Linked DNA regions of Homo sapiens: region 1 is linked to region 2. A link is a loop called in an ENCODE intact Hi-C map of the cell type or tissue named here. Cell type or tissue: PC-3. All regions are shown on one strand. Links, peaks and the distances in the headings refer to the core of each region. The heading gives the core; the rest is flanking DNA.

What was found. Hi-C counts contacts between places; a loop is a spot of excess contacts. Peaks named below come from ENCODE experiments on the same cell type or tissue, not always from the same donor. Only the 100,000 strongest peaks of a DNase experiment are listed, where the experiment ranks them.
Region 1: it touches region 2 in a loop (5-fold over the local background); 8 of 110 quality-filtered maps call a loop at or near these places.

Annotation. Positions count from the first base shown.
Region 1 is chr6:108,669,951-108,677,932 of GRCh38, forward strand. All of the region lies in intron 2 of FOXO3 (forkhead box O3), which reads left to right. Among named protein-coding and RNA genes, the nearest start is that of LINC00222, 78 kb to the right of the region's middle. RefSeq lists a silencer at 3,696-3,990. In PC-3, for the core only: no CTCF peak of the experiment used is centred there; a DNase peak (open chromatin) is centred at 3,861; H3K27ac peaks cover 2,811 bases.
Region 2 is chr6:108,778,538-108,786,519 of GRCh38, forward strand. It overlaps the pseudogene ZPR1P1. Among named protein-coding and RNA genes, the nearest start is that of LINC00222, 31 kb to the left of the region's middle. RefSeq lists an enhancer at 3,829-3,878. In PC-3, for the core only: a CTCF peak has its summit at 3,948 (motif pointing left); DNase peaks (open chromatin) are centred at 3,974 and 4,364; H3K4me3 peaks cover 2,117 bases; H3K27ac peaks cover 2,676 bases.

The DNA.
Region 1 (7,982 bases), core at 1,233-6,232, 110 kb before region 2:
CAGAATTACTATTTATAACTTAGAGTGTTCATAATGCTCAGCAGCATCTTGTAAACAACATTTTCTATCAGTAGAGTCTTCCCCCAGGGGCCACCTGTGCTTCTCACAGGCTTATCTTTCTATATGGAGATGGGAGAAGGGGGCTTTCTGGGATCCGCTTTGCCATTGCTGGAGAGATTGCCTCCTAGAGGTCCTCCTTGGTCTTGGGCCAAGTGGGAGAATGTTTGCTGACTGCTTTCTCTTCCCTGACTTGGAGACACATATTTACTGGACTTTCATCCCAAGATGGAGATTCTCCACCTTGCAGGAGACACCACCTGCTTCACCCTGGTTTTGTTGATGTGTTCATTGAATTTCAAAGTATTGCTTTCCCCAATCCTCCAAATTGTTTTGAAGTTTAAAGTTTCAGAAACTAAAATGAATTTAAAATGTGTTTTGCAAATTAGTATTTAGAGGTCCTGTAAGTCAATGTTTCTCAAAATGTTTCTCGGAATACTAGATCCTCAAGATAGTCATAGATCCTCAAGATAGTGAAATGGAAAATGGATTCTGTGGTCAAATAAGTTTAAGAAATACCATGTTAAACAAAGAGAAATTGCATTATTTCCAAGAGAACTTCTCAGAGCCTTAAAGGTTAATACACATTATGAACTTTTTAGGGTAGGATATGTTATGCAGTGTTTCCTAAATGTGTTTGATATCTTGAATCAAATCCTTTTTCTTCAAGAAACCATAGCACCAGTGTTCTAAGGAACCCCCTTAAGAAATGCTGTCCTAGAGTTTTGCTGAAAGGAGTCAGCACCCCCTTGGAGACAGGGCTTCTTTGCCCTTCTCCTCCCTTTCTTGCTGAGTTTTTTGTATGACCTTGTCATATATCTAGTGTTTCTCAGCCATATCCATGCATGGGCTAGCTGCCCGGCAAAGTGGTAGGCCCGTGTTGGTAGAAGTGCTCAAGAAAGGCCTGAAATCATTAAGCACAGTTCATCTGTTGAGTACCTGCTGGGCACAGGGGATAGAAGTGGGTAAAAAGGGTCCCTCCCTTAAAGAATGCGTGGCCTAGTGGAGAAAGTGGTGGCAGTGGCGATGACAGTTTGTCGTAGAGCCAAAGACTGCCTTCCTCACAAGGTTGGAGCAGAGGTGCATGTGGTGTGGCAGCCTGATGTGCCTGGTTTTCTGGGACACCCCTGCATTCAGGGGTTCTGTTCCATTATCACATGGTCTATTCCACAAAAACACAGACCCTAAGACTTGAGGAGCTCCATACTAACAGGTCAGAGTTCAGGCTGAATCCAGATGCTGGTTTCTTTTAAAAGCTCTGCAGAGCACTTTATGTTTGATTTCTAGAGCTGGTGAGTTCATCACGGTTGGACATGAGCCGCCCACTTCAGCACACTGTCCCTGGGGCTCAGCTCTGAGGGAGCTGTGGATTAAAAAAGCCTCCCCTGCAGCCCACTCCAAGTTAAGTGAGATCCTGTGGGATGGCAGAGGAGCTGTGGGACTTGCAGCAGAAGGCTGCCTTTTTCATGGCTGTGTGTCCTGCAGTCAAGTCCCTCATCTCTCAGTTTCAGTTTGCTTATTTATAAAATGAGGTTAAAATTAAAACTTGCCTCACAGAGCTCCTAGAAGGACTACCTCTGATATGGGCTAATGTCTTTTGACACCTTTTTAAACATGTTATTTAATGTTTATTGTGATTTAAAACAGCTCCAGAGGTTAATAGTGGAAGCCAGAAGCAGCCACGCCAGTCTTAAACTATGGGCAGAAAGAGTGACTGTTTTCCTCAGTGAACTAGATTCCCCTGGGTTTTTCATTAAAAAGGGATCACAGTTACCTGTTGGTGTGAGAACTTTTATTTCCAGAGTCAATGTCCCTTAGAAGTTCTGCCTGCCAGTTTGGGGGTGCTCATTAAAGGGGCTGTTAAACGAAACTAATGCTACAAATGGTGTTGAGGAGAGCTGTTTGTGGTATCCAAAGTGCTCCATTAGCATCTTTAAAGGATCGCCTGAGAAGTCCCAGCTGTCTGGCTTCAGCTCTGCTTAGCATGGGTACCCATCGGTGTCCACAGGGGCTAGCAGCAAGTCCTGCTGAAGGAGATGCCCCACCCTGCTCTTTTCAGCTGCCTTAGAGCCTCAAGCCTGAGCCTCTCCTGCTGTTGGGAGGAACCTGGCAATGCCATCTTTGTCTTCCCAATGCCGGTCATCCCAAGCCACTCAGAGAGATAAAGAGCCATTGCAGTCCCTCTTAGGGCTGTCTTGGAGCAGAAAGACTGGCACATGATAGCATGGTGTTGGCAGTAGTCTGGCCTTGGGTCTCCCCAGAGCTGGTGGTTTATCGCTTATTAGTTACTGTGATACAATTTGAGGTTCAGAAAAGACAGTCACTGTACCCTTAACATCTCTTCGAATTCTAAGTTGAGTGAAAACCCAGAAAAAAAATAGGCTGTTCTTCTCTAAGCGCTTCTAAATAAGCAGCAGCCAGGCCAGGGACTAAAATACATCGCCCTGTAGAGCCACTGGACACTGGGATGCAGGTCTTTTGTGTCTTTCCTGCTCAGTAATAGATGTGGACCTTAGTTTGTAATTTTAGGTCGGCTTTGTTTTTTAATAACCTATTTTTTGCTAAAATCCATGGCATTCGTTTATTAAAGAATAGTATCACTTAGTCACGAAGTCTCAGAGGGTAATTCCAGTGTTTCTGAAGGCTAAAACTGTAATTGACAGTCTTGGTTTGATTGAAGGTTTGGATGTCAGTACGTCTCCTCTCTCTCCCTCCCTCTCCCTCTCCCTGTCTCTTCCTCTCTCATCCTCTTTCTTCTTCTTTCTCTCCGTCTCCCTTCCCTCTTCTTTTCCTGCTTTGTCTCTGATGCAAGAAGTCTGAGCCATAAGGTTGTGGGATTTTTTTGTTTCCTTTTTTTTTAAATGTGTTTCTGTTTGTGTGGAGTGTTTGACTTGATTCTTCAGGGGAAATCAGTGACTAAGAAGAGAAGGCCAGAGGTAGAAGTCCAAGAATTCTGAGGTCGAAATTTTCAGTTAATTTCCAGTAGGCCTTCATTTCTGTATATGCCACTGTAATTAATTGGGGCTTTCATTGGTCATTTGTATGTTCAAAAAAGATCAGACAGCAATACCGCCCAACGTAGTTATAAGTAATCAGAAAGTGTCTTGACTGATAGACCTGTTGGAAGGTGACCCTAATGTTTACCTGAAAATGCTGCCTGCCCACCGAGTAACAAAAGCCAAAGCACTCCCTGCCCCACTCGTCAGGTTCTACTCAGACTGCCCTGCTGGCTGGAGTGGGGTGCCCCATGGGAGGCAGCCCCAGCCGGCACTTACACCAAGGTGCAGGTGCAGGCCAAGCTGTAAGAAGAGGGCCACCGGGGCCACACACGCAGATTCCCCTCACTACCGGAATCTGCACACCTGGCCAGGGCACTCCTTTGTCTCCCTCAGTTGTGGAGCCACCCTGGAGTTCCTCTCAGTTCCTCTGTGGCACTGGTGTGATGGTTGTTACATGGCCACCATCTGTGTCACCTGTGTGTCCTGGTCATACCTTACAGGTGGTTTGGACTATTTGTAGAACTCAACTAGCTGATTCTGTGTTTTCAGTTTCAGAATCACTTGGAAAAATTAGATTGTCTCTCAGAATCCTGTGTATCTAAAGCAGGAAAAGAGCGCTTTAGAGATCCTCCCTTCAGTATTTGGTAGCTAAACCCTGAGATGGACTGGCAATTACACCTGCATTTCCACCCACCCTCCAGGGATCTAGGGCATCCCAGCCTGCACACTCCTATCATTCATCCCTGCCCCGCCCCCCACATACACACACCCCAGTAAATGCAGTGAAGAGTCATACAGGATAGGGTCACACCCAGCAAACATAAACATTGTGATATGCAGGTCATGTTTGATGACTGAACATTTCCTCCTGTACTACAATTCCCTATTGTTTTTAAAAGGTGAATCACTTTATTGACAGCAGCTTGAAACTTAGAGTAGCAAGACTCTTAATTTGGGGGCTGGTGGTAAGGATATCTATGGTGGGATGTACAGAAAGGATAGGAGAAGATAAACCTTTTATTAAATACTTGAGAATTAGTTGAATGTTAAAATCGTGCCTTGTATTGATTTCATCTGTAAGAAATAGGAGTTTTAGAAATTGAATGATTGGAAACCATCCTTTTCACATAAAGTACTGCAAATCCTAGGTCATATCCCACCAGGCAGTAGGTTCTGCCTGGACTCAGACTAACTCTTGGCAAATATGAGTAGGTCATGGAAGCAGTTGCAATGAAAGGATGCTGAGTGTTTGAGTTGGCAAAGAGGAAGAGAGGGTTCTTCCAGGAGGATGGTTCTTTGATTGATTCAGCCAACATTTATAGTGCATCCATTTAGTACTTTCAACTTACCAGGTTCCTTGGGACATCAAGAAAACTGTTGTTTCTTTCACTGGAATATGTGCTGCACGAGGGAAGATACCAGACAGTGCTCTTAAAGTAGTAGGTGCTCCATAAGTGTTTGATTTGATTTGAAGACTTTGCTTAGCTTTCAAGGAGTTCAACATGTTAGGAGCTCAAAGTCCCTGAAAAAGTTGCCATTTCAGGCACATTATGATTAGATACTAGGTGAGTGACTTAAGAATTGAGTCAAGGATAGCGTAGGGAAGGTGGGGCTGCAGGAGCCATCTGAACATGTAGGTGATTTGCTGGGTGGTAAGAAGAGCCGTCCAGGCAAAGTGTCTTTGAACCTGACCCATCGGACAAGCGGAGGGTTTGTTCCCAGAAGCAGTAGTGGGCCTTAAAGCATGGATGAGGACAGTGGAACCTGATCCCACAGGCCTTTACCAGCTAAGGGTTTTGGATATTATAATAAAGTTAAATAACCATGAATTCAGAGAGGATCCAGACACCCTTTAAAGGCTTTTTGCCTAAAAACTGGGCCTTTAAAAAGAACATAATCTAAAAGTGTACATACTATTATACGTGGTTTGCAAATCTGAGAATCTTAAGAAAATACTAAATCTCTGCAACTTTGCTATTGACAGTAAATCAATACCTGTCATATTTCTGCCACATTAGTATTCATAGTCGACTCTGGATATGTGAAAAATATTGGTTAACATAATCCCTGCCTCAACATAAAGTCAGAGATAGGGATTTATCTGTCCCTATCTCTGATAGGGATAGATCAGATAGTTTAAGATAGGGCATTCTTAAACTTATTTTAGCCATTAATAATCGCTAAATTTAAGCAACAGAAAAGCTGGTGCCTCCCAGCAGGTGGCCCCCAGCCCTTTGTCCCTCAGCTATGAAGTATGAGGATGGCTACCTCTCTCCCTGTGTCTCCCTTGGGTTTTATCAGCACAGCACAAAGGCTGGCTGGAAGGGCAGTCCACTCCAGGTCTAGGCTCTGAGGTGTCCTGGAGGCGAAGACTCTGGAGGACCTTGTCACCAGCCTTCCCAGACTGGTTCACCTGCTGCCTTGACCAAGCCCAGGAATTACTGGGAGGCAGTGCAAGGCAGCCTTTACACAAGTCAAGCTTGTGTTTTACACCCTGTCTTCCTGGAGTCCATGTGAGACTTCCTTGTCAGATTGCATTAATATCAATTCCTTATCTCTCCTAAGTGTTCCATATTTAGTCCCCAGCTTGCTCTAGGGGTTGAAAGTTTGGCTAAAATTATCTTTCTTTTTAAAGAGTGAGGAAAGTGGTGTTTCACTTTATTTTTGCTTGTGGGGCAAACTTTCCTCAAATCATCTAGTTCTGTCTAACTAGGAAAACAGTTGATAACCTTCATGGATTTGTGAATGTGAAGGTTTCAACTTATGATCTCTTTTTCCTTCCATGTCCTATTTAGTATTAGGGTCCTGTTCTGTTCTTCTCTGCCCAGAAGATAAAAACACTACTGAAAAATGTTTCACAGTGGATTAAGTTGTGGGAGGACAGCAGTAGGAACATTTATGTTTTATTCCCAGATTAAAGTTGATTGGGGTTGTTATGTTTTGTGTAGTTTTTGGAGGCATTTCCCTTTCTTAGAGTATCATGTGATTTATGGTGATAATTAGGCAGAAACTTGTCTTCCCTACAGATGCCAAGATTATAGAGGGACTTGCTCTCACCAGAGACCAGATGACAGCATCCGTAGATATTTTTAGAATGGACCTCATCATTTATTTGGTCTCCCCATTTCATTTTCTTTGTATCAGCAATTGATTTCAAACTTGTTTATTGGGCAGGGAGGGGAGAGAGGGCGTCTTCCCTTATTAATGAAAGTCACTGATGGGACAGAACAGCATCTTTGTATTTATTGTTAATTGGCATATTGCCTAGTACTTGCAGAGTAAACTACAATTCCATCAGCTGTAGCTTCATTTTCTTTTCAAAAGTTTTGCTTAATCTGATGTGTTTTCTTACAGCATTTTAAAATTTTATTTATTTATTTTGAGACCGGGTTATGAGACTAGTTTTTGTATTTTTGGTAGGGACGGGGTTTTGCCATGTTGCCCAGGGTGGTCTCCAACTCCTGGTCTCAAGGGACCGCCCCCCTCAGCCTCCCAAAGTGCTGAGACTACAGGCATGAGCCGCCATGCCTGGCCCCTTAATCCGATGTGTTTTTAAACTAGAAGAGCATCGACACATACACATAAATCTCACGGTTAACTAAATAACCGTATAACTAAAATGTCATACTTTAAACTATTTAAGAATGACATGAGCTTTCTTAAAACCCATGAAACTTGTACCCAAGCTAAGTATCATTGACTTTCCCAGCTCAGTAGCTGGGTTTCATCACTTAATATGCTCCCTCTACTCTTTCTGTCCTTGATTGAATCAGATAAGCATGTACAAACATTGAGCCACAGGAGAGCCATTAAAAATCTAAGACAGATGAGCTGCTGCTTTCCTTTTGATTATTTTTATTACCCCAGTTTTCATTGTAAATGGTGATTCTGGTGTTCCTCTGAGAAGGTTAATTGTATTTCTGTTCAACATTTATCTTCTATATTTTCAGTGTTTTACAATCTGTTTTCCTTCTGTCACAGAGGAAACCAAAGGCCTTTCTGTTCTCTGGAGTGGGAGTTTCTGTATTAAATTTGTCCTCTGCAAGAGTTGCCTCTATACCTGGGCCAAATCCTCTACCAATTCAGCCTATAAGCACCAAGGTGGTTTCCTGAGCAGGCCTCCCTGGGAGGGCATTGCCTGGGGGACCTCAGCGGAAGCTGTAGAACATAGCTTCACAGGTGACCCCAACCCCAATCTGCAGAAAGGGAAAGTGGTGATTCACACATCTCGTTTTTAATAATGGAGTTCTCTGAAGATTGGGGCCTTTTGATGAAGGAATGGATATTAAGCCTGGGGACTGTGGTTGGTTAGTGCTTTAGACTGTCCCACATGGGCCTCCTACTCCTGGCTTTGGGGTGATGGCCTGTTCTGCTCAAAATTGTGCTCTGTTAGGGGCTCATGGGTGTCCTCTGTCCTCTTTCCTGCTGTGTTGGCCCAGCCCACATTGGAGCAAGCCACACTCCCTGTCTCTGTACTTGGGGAATGAAGTGTGTCACCTTCCCATTATGCACTGGCTTCTGTGGCTGCATAATTAATACCCAAGGGAACTGGAGAGAGATCTGAATTAGGTAGTACTTTACAGCTTCTCCCTCGGCGCTTACAGTAAGTCAGGATGGGGACTTGGGGATGGGAGTCCCCTGATGACTGATCACATAGTGATGTTGGATGGTGGTTTATTAAGTGTTATTGTGAGGGGAAAAAACCAAATCCTCTTCCAGAGGACTGTGCCTGTGAAACGCTATCTAATCATTCATACTTTGCAGGGCAAGGTAGAGTAGTTAGAATAGCACTGACTTTAGCAAGCTACGGTCTTCACAGATGCTGAGATCTAGTATTTACTTCAGCTTTTACTCCCTCTAGAATCAACAAGCCATTATTTTATAGTCCAAGGTAATATTATCTAGTAGCTTTACAAAGCAAAGAAT
Region 2 (7,982 bases), core at 1,058-6,057:
GCCCATCAGAAGTCCCACCTCTCCCAGGAGAAGGCGTGCCTTCCTATTCCTGCTACACTGAGAGGTTGGCTGAGGGCAGCCCCTGGGAAGCGCAGCCTCAGATGTGTTGATGGATTCAGAGCACAGCAGCTGGGGCCCTCGATCAGCTGCACTCCCTGCAGCAGATCTCATGGCTGTGGCCCCTCCAAAATCTGTGCTGATCACCTCTTCACTGAAGTTTGCAAATATTGCTCTTATGTGATGACTTCCTTGATTTTATAGTTACAGTGACTTGGATTCTTCTGATTCTAGGAAGTAACTTTTTTCTTTAATCATTTATTCATCCATTCATTTAACCAGTCTTTATTAAATACTTACCACATGTTATGTACTGAGCTAAGTGCTGGGGACACAAAAGTGAATAAAACAGACCTGGGTCCCAGATTCATGGACTTGAGGATCTGCTGAGCAGGCAGAAATGAATCAAACGATCAGCCAGCATATAACTTCCAACTCTAGTGAATGCTGCAGAGAAAAAGTGTAGAAAGTCATGATGCATCTGACACCAGTTGGAGTTTGGGGAAGGCTCCACAAAAGATGTGAAATATTAGAAATAAATGCTTATTGAGAAAACAGTGTGCAGAAGAGTGTAAAGTACAAAACCAGGCCAGGTGGTGGCTCACGCCTGTAATCCCAGCACTTTGGGAGGCTGAGGCAGGAGAATTGCTTGAGCTCAGGAGTTCAAGACCAGCCTGGGCAACATAACAAGATCCTGTTTCCACAAAAGATCAAAAAATGAGCCAGGTGTGGTGGCACGTGCCTCCCATAGTCCCAGCTACTCAGGAGGCTTTGGTGGGAGGATCTCTTGAACCAGAAGGTCAAGGGTGCAGTGAGCTGAGATTGTGCCTCAGCACTCCAGCCAGGGTGACAGAGTGAGACCATGTATCAAAAAAACAAAAACTAAAAAAAGAACAAAACTAAAATCACTCATAATTCTAGAACCAGAAATAACATCACCTGGCAGCTTTCTTTGTCTTTTACAAAAAATGCAGTTGTCTAATACAGCATTGTTCAATAGAACGGAATGTGAGCCACATATGTAATTAAAAATTTTTAAGACTCTTGAGACATTTTATAAAATTTTTGGAGAAGTGCTGTTCTCATTTGCATTGCTGGCAGTCCCCAGAGTGCATGTCTCACTGTGACTCTGGCAGTGGTGACCAATGTAATTTCCTCTAAATTTGTTAATTTGATTTGTCAAATTTGGCATTTCCTTATTTTCACAAACAATTCCGAAGTCTTTGCATTCTAGAGAGGCTGAACATTCTTTGTCCCTCTGCTCATTAGCTAATTCATTTCTAGTTTTACATTACTAATTTTCTTCTTTTAGAAGTGAATGAATGGTGCCTCTTACATTGAATGGAGTCAGATGAAGCCTGATACTTGTATTTATTTTCATATGCTAACATGGTTTGATTTCAAATCTCACCAACAATGGTTAAGCTTTGCCGACTGGGAGATGCAGTGCTGAGTATTAGGGGAAATACACTGAGAGCTGGAGGGTGCTCACAGGAAGCATACAAGTCCTGGAGGAAAACAGCAGGCCGGGCACAGCAGCTGAACCATGAGGCTGTGCACACTCAGGTACCATGGGACGTCTGGGTGCCCACGAGAGCAAGAGTGGGGCTGGGTAGCTGACTCTGGAGGGATCAGGTTCATGGAAGCAGTGAGATTTGAAACAGATCTGGGGGAGAAGGATCTCCGCGAGCAGGGTGGGATGAGAGGAGCCGAGGGCTGGGCTGGAACGTAGTGGTGTCTAATAGCAGATGTGGGAGACAAAGCAGGAAGGTCTGCTGGGCCCCTGTTCTAGCAGAATTTAAATAACCCCCTGAGGCTTTATTTTATAGATTTTGAGAACCTGGCCAGGCGTGGTGGCTCATGCCTCTAATCTCAGCACTTTGGGAAGCTGAGGTGGGTGGGACACTTGAGGTCAGGAGTTCGAGACCAGCCTGGCCAACATGGTGAAACCCCGTCTCTACTAAAAATGCAAAATTAGCTGGGCTTGGTGGTGCACACCTGTAATCCCAGCAACTTGGGAGGCTGAAGCAGGAGAATCCCTTGAGCCCAGGAGGTGGAGGTTGCAGTGAGCCAAGATTGTGCCACTGCACTCCAGCCTGGGCGACAGAGTAAGACTATTTCAAAAAAAAAAAAAAGAATTTTGAGGACTTGATGGTGCTTTTAAGCTGTTTTATTTTTCCTTTGAGAAGAGAAAATCCTAATTCACAGAGCTTTTCAAGGGAAAGGGCCTAAAGAGAGAAAAGGTGGCGTATCCTCAGCTCTTCCGCTGAGGTCAGCCTACCAAGGAGAGATCAGCTTTAGTTCCTCAGAGACATGCCCAGTGATTCCAGGTGTGTGCAGGAGAGTGGCCAAACAGCTAAGGCAATAAGTCTGTTCTGAAGAAGACTTCTGTGTGTCAGGGGCCCACCTGCCGTGGCCAGGGAGGCTCTGCTCGTGCTTGAACCAGGCTTCTGCCAGGCGCCCTCCACCCACTCCATGCCTGCCCTCTCCACCCACCCCCTCCTCTACCCCCTCCCCTTCACCACCTCCCACACCCTCTTCACCCCTGCCCCTAAACCCCCACCTACCCCGGGGTCTAGTCCTTTGGGGGGAACATGAACTTGGCCTTCTTTAGAGCAGGCTGACCAATGGCTACCTCCATTCAGAAATGCTTGCTGTAACTCAGGACATCCTGTGTTGGCTGTGTCCCAAAGTCCAGGTGAAAATCTCCCGGGCCTCTGCACATCTTAGGAAGGAAGAGGGACCAAGCATCTAATGAGGTCTCTGATCTGGAGAGGAGAAGCACCTTGAGCCAGGGAAAGCCTCTTCCAGCACAGACAAGGCAGCCCTTTCTTTAGTGGGTGTCCTTTTCAGAACCAGGTGTTGCTAAGATTTAAAAGGTATTCTGTTTGCTAATTCAACTGAAATACACACAATCCGCCCCCAGTGCTGGGTTCAACATCTTTTTGCCAAGGCGGTTTTTACAAATGCTGATGAACCACTCCATGTGGCTTCCTAGGCAAGCACATTCCTCAAGCATTTTGACACCGGCTAATGATTTAAAGTCCCTTTGGCTCCATAAACAGTGGAGGCCGGCCCAAAGTGTTGGCTGATTAGAAACCCACTGGGCAGGCTCGCCCAAAAGGGCCTGGGGCTGGGTGAGCGCTCTACCTGGCTTCCCTCCTTGGGTGAGGAGGAGTGGGGTGGAAGGAAGGTGAGAAGGTGGTGCCCCTTTTCTGGATCTCTTGGTTTCCCTTTGACTCTCCATCTAGTATTCTCTGCATACACACACACTCGCACACACACACGCGCACACACATGCACACTCATATGCACACGCACACTCGTCTCTGCCTATGACTGTTCGATATCTTGTTGAATAGGCTCTGTGAAGGGCTGGGGGAGGGGCACATGTTGGAGAGAATGCCTACTTTTACTTCACTCGCAAAGATTCATCCCAAATTCTGTGGGGGTGTGTTGGCAAGGAGGGGAGGCAAGACTAAACAGAGGGGATAAAAACTTGCATCCGCATGATTGCTTTTTAAAAATATGACAACTTGTGAAAGCTTTATTTTCTGTTTATAGTGAAAGGCATTTCTTCTTGCCATTTACAGAGCAATTCTGCAAGAGAGCTTCAGCAAAATTCCAAAACAATCGCATCGAGAGTCGGCACAACGCAGGTCTCCCGACTTTGACTGGTTCCAGACGAAGTTTCTTTTGTCGTTTGCTAGCCTCCAGGGATGCAATCTCTACACTCTCTGTGGGATGGAGGGGGAAGGTGAGTGGAGGGAACATTAAATATTAGGAAACCCGAAGAAAAAGCAAAAGCAACTGCTTTCTCAGGCTGCCCTTCGGAGGTTCGTAGTCCGGGAACGATGAAGGGAGACTGCCACCTATGGGCCAGGTTCCAGGGACGCCCGCACGTGGCGTTCTGCGGGACAGACGCAGTCTTAAGGTAGAAGGGAAGGCGTCTTCATGGGACAGTGAGTCACCGCACACTCTGCTTGCAGGCAGAAGCACTCTTAACTCATTCAGGACAGATGAGCATTTTCCCAATTTAAAGGACACTTTTTTTTTTTTTTAAACAAGAGTGTGATCTTGTAAGCCAAGTTTTGTAATACAAACAAAATAATGGAACTGACACCCCAGGACCCACCATTTAAATTAAACAGATGTTCAGTTCAGTTTGGCTGCTAGGTTCCACAGTGGGATCCACTCCAGCACTATACCTGAAATTGTGTGGCTGCTTAACAAAAATGAATCAGCATAATGAATCAGAGATAAACATCCTCTTGCCGTGCCGTCCCAGTAGAAAAGCAACAGGATAAATAACAATTGGGCAAATATCAAACCCATTCCAGCAGATGCCTGTGGGTGGGGGCAAGGGAAATGAAAGTGGAATCAGACACAAAGGGGAATATAAAAGGAAGCACAGTTGTAAAACTAGAGAGGGACCTCACATACAGTCACGGTAATGGGATAAGAACTGAGGAGTATAATTCAATCACCTCTGCTCCCAACGTGAAAAAGAAAAGTTATATGCTTTGAGCTTGGCAAGTGGGAGACGGCTACTGTGTTATAATGGTTCCAATGGTATCATACAGTTGTCCTTTGATATTTGAGATCTATGTGTTCGTGAATAGCAAATCCTATTATTCCCATTGTCTTCCATTATAAAATCAGATCTGCCACACAACACCTATACGATACTGGATTTAGAGTAACCAAGCAGTCCCGACTCCTGTTGCAGAGAAGGGAGTGGTGTAGGTATTTGTGTGTGCATTTTTTTGTCTGAGTGTGTGTACATGTGCATGTATATGAAAGCATGTGTGTATGTATGAGTGTTTAAAAAAGGAGCTCAGGAAGGATTATGGTTCTGTCACTCCAAACCAAAGGAGATTTAAGGTCCTCTGCCCAGCATTGTAGCACCTAGAGAAAAGCTAACCCTGTCCAGGGAGGCATCTCCCCTGAATAGGCACATGTACTGAATAGGCACACTGCCTTCCAGACCCATCAGAAAGGCAGAGTTGGGCTGTAGAGTCTTCAACAGAAATCAGCAAGTAAAACTTGGGATGCTAGAATGGTACTGTACTTTCAGCAAGTGGCAAAGGAAACACAGGAAAGAATCCAACAGAAGCAGGATGGGGATTTTCTGGGCAGACTAGTAGGCTGGGTGAGGGAGAATAACCCAGTGTTGCACTCTATGTATAATCCACATTTTGTTTGCCCATTTTGCTCCTGAAGGACCTGTAGGAGACAGGAGCTAGGCCAGAACTGTTCTCTTAGCCCCACCAACTAAGGGTTAGTAGCATCAGTTCCTAAGTGAAGAAGAACTGGCAACCGATACCAGAATCCATCGAATGTCCTTTAGGGTTCTTTATACATAAAAACATAAATAGTGCCAAATTCTCATTAGTAGCTCAGTTGCTCTTTAAAAAAACACTCCTTTTATCTTTTATGAAGTGTAAGTTCAAGAGTCTTTCTAGATGTTGTAATATTCGGACACCTGGTTTAGGAGGCCTCTCTCTCCCCCCTTCATATATGTGAACCATAACCAGGAAGATCTGAGTATCTTTAACGTATATTAGTAAATTATATATACTATCGTTTCATGTACTTTACATTTTATGTAAATTATATTGTATAAATATTTATGTTGCATCTTTCTAGTTTATCATTACACATTTTAGATGTATCCATGTAGGTGATAAGGATCTAGTTCACTCATTTTAATGGCTGTGCAGCATTGCATTGCATGAATAATCCACATTTGATTTGCCCATTTTGCTCCTGAAGGTCAGGTAGCTTGTTTCCACTTTTAAGCTATTACCCAGAGTGCTGAAAGAATGTGCTTTTGTTCATATCTCCTTGGACCCACGTGTCTCTTGGGAACTTCTAGACATATAGTGGCAGAATTTTTGGTCATAGGTTATGCATTAACTTTACCAGGTGTTGCCAAATCGCTCTCTACAGTGGGTCTGTCATTTTTACATGCCCACTAGCAGTGGATGTAAGTATCCATTTCTCCATTCTCATCAACTTTTGGTATTGTCAGAGTTTTTTCAAGAAATTCCCACTCTAATAGGCATGAAATAGTATCTATTTGTTTTAATTTGCATCTCCTTGACTACTAATAAAGGCGAGCACATTTTCATGCGTCTATAGACCATTAAATGTCCTCTTTTGCCGATTGCTTGTTAACATCCTTAAGCTTTTTTGATGTTCGGTTGTTGCTCTTTTTCTTGCTTATTTGTAGGAACTAGTTGTACATTTTGGATAGTAATCTTTGGTTGGAAATGTGGGATATAACTATTTTCTCCAAGTCTGTGTTTGTCTTCTTGCTTTGCTGTTAGTGCCATTTGTCATTAAGAAGTTTAAAAAAATTATCTACTTCAACTTCTCACTTTTCCATGATAATTTTTGGTTTTGTATTGTTTAAGAAACCCTACCCTCCTTGGATGTCATTGAAATATTTTCCTGTAGTTCTGTCTAAATGTTTACTGCTTTTCCTTAACACATCTGAAATTTATTTTTGTTCACACAGTGAGGTACGAATCTAATTTTTCTCTTAGAAAATATTATTAGCCAATAGTCACAGTGCCATTTATTGAATAGTCATCCTTTCCCTGCTGATTTGCAGTGTCACCTCTTATATCCTAAGTTCCTACTTATGTGTGTTTCTAACTTTTTCAGAAAATTTGCCCCATTGATCTATTTAGCTAAATGCTGATACCAGAATATTTTATTTCATTTTCCAGGTGTAATTTTATTCCACTTTCTCCAACTTCAGAGTTCCAACCTTAGAGGACAGAGCATTATGTGGAGGGAGGGTAAAGACTTGATATGAAAAAAGTGATAATGACATACCCCTGGTTCATTTCTGGGTTTCTTCCTAGGCCAATTCAAAGCCTCAAAATAAGGTCAAGTAACACAATAGGCTCACACTTGCATTACAAGCTGTTTAGAAAATGTGCCTAGATCTCTGACTCAGACAAGATGTCCTCCCCACCATGGGCAAGGGCTGGTGGGCAAGACACTCCCAGCCTTCTTCCAATACTAATAAATAACCTGCAGAATGAGCAGCGCTGGAGAGCTGGCCCTTGACCCACCCACTGCTACCGTTGTGGAGCCAGGCCTGCCTCATAGCCCTCTGTCTTCATGTCATTGAGCTCTAGCTCCTCATTTTAGTCAAAGGTGTGCTTATAATGCTCCGCCTTCATCTCAGGATCATCTTCAGTTGCATACACATTCTGCAAGTAACTGTTTCCTGCTGAATCATCCATAATAAAGTCGGTCTTCATGTTACCTTCGATGATCTGGTCCATCTTCTGGCTAAACTCCTGCAGTCTCTCCGTCTGGCCAGGATTGGAACTGTCGCCCAGTGTGAAAGGGTTTTTGGTCACCAGTTCCCAGATATCTTTCAGCAGCCCTTCTAGTGTGGTGAACTTGCACCTGAGGATGGCCATTCCCAGTCAAATTCTGGCTCTGGGATTTCCACACTACAAGTCTCAGACTTGAGGAGGTCTCTGGTCATATCTGAGGGACCTGTGATGTGGAGGGTGATCCTGGTGCCCAAGGGTTCTACTGCTTCTCCAGATTTCACCTCATTGGTCTGATGCACGCAGTTCTTGTACTTGGTCCCTCCTTAAAGTGAGGGATTTGTACTAGCTTCATGTTGGTCTGAGTGGGGGCATTGCATTCTGGGCCGTTTGTGTTAAACTGGAGCACTTCATTTCTGAGATCTTCCTCTTCTGGCTTCTCTGTTGGTGCTTCTGCTTGGAGCCCCAGCATCTCTTCCTGCTGTCGGGTCTGGTTGTAGTGTGTGATCACCAGGGCATCATCTTTCTGAGCAGCCTGTGGGTTTTCCACAAAGCTGTTCCCTGAGGGATCATCAATGATCAGAGTGAAAGGGGAGGCTGATTGCTTTAGCTCCTTCAGTTTGACAA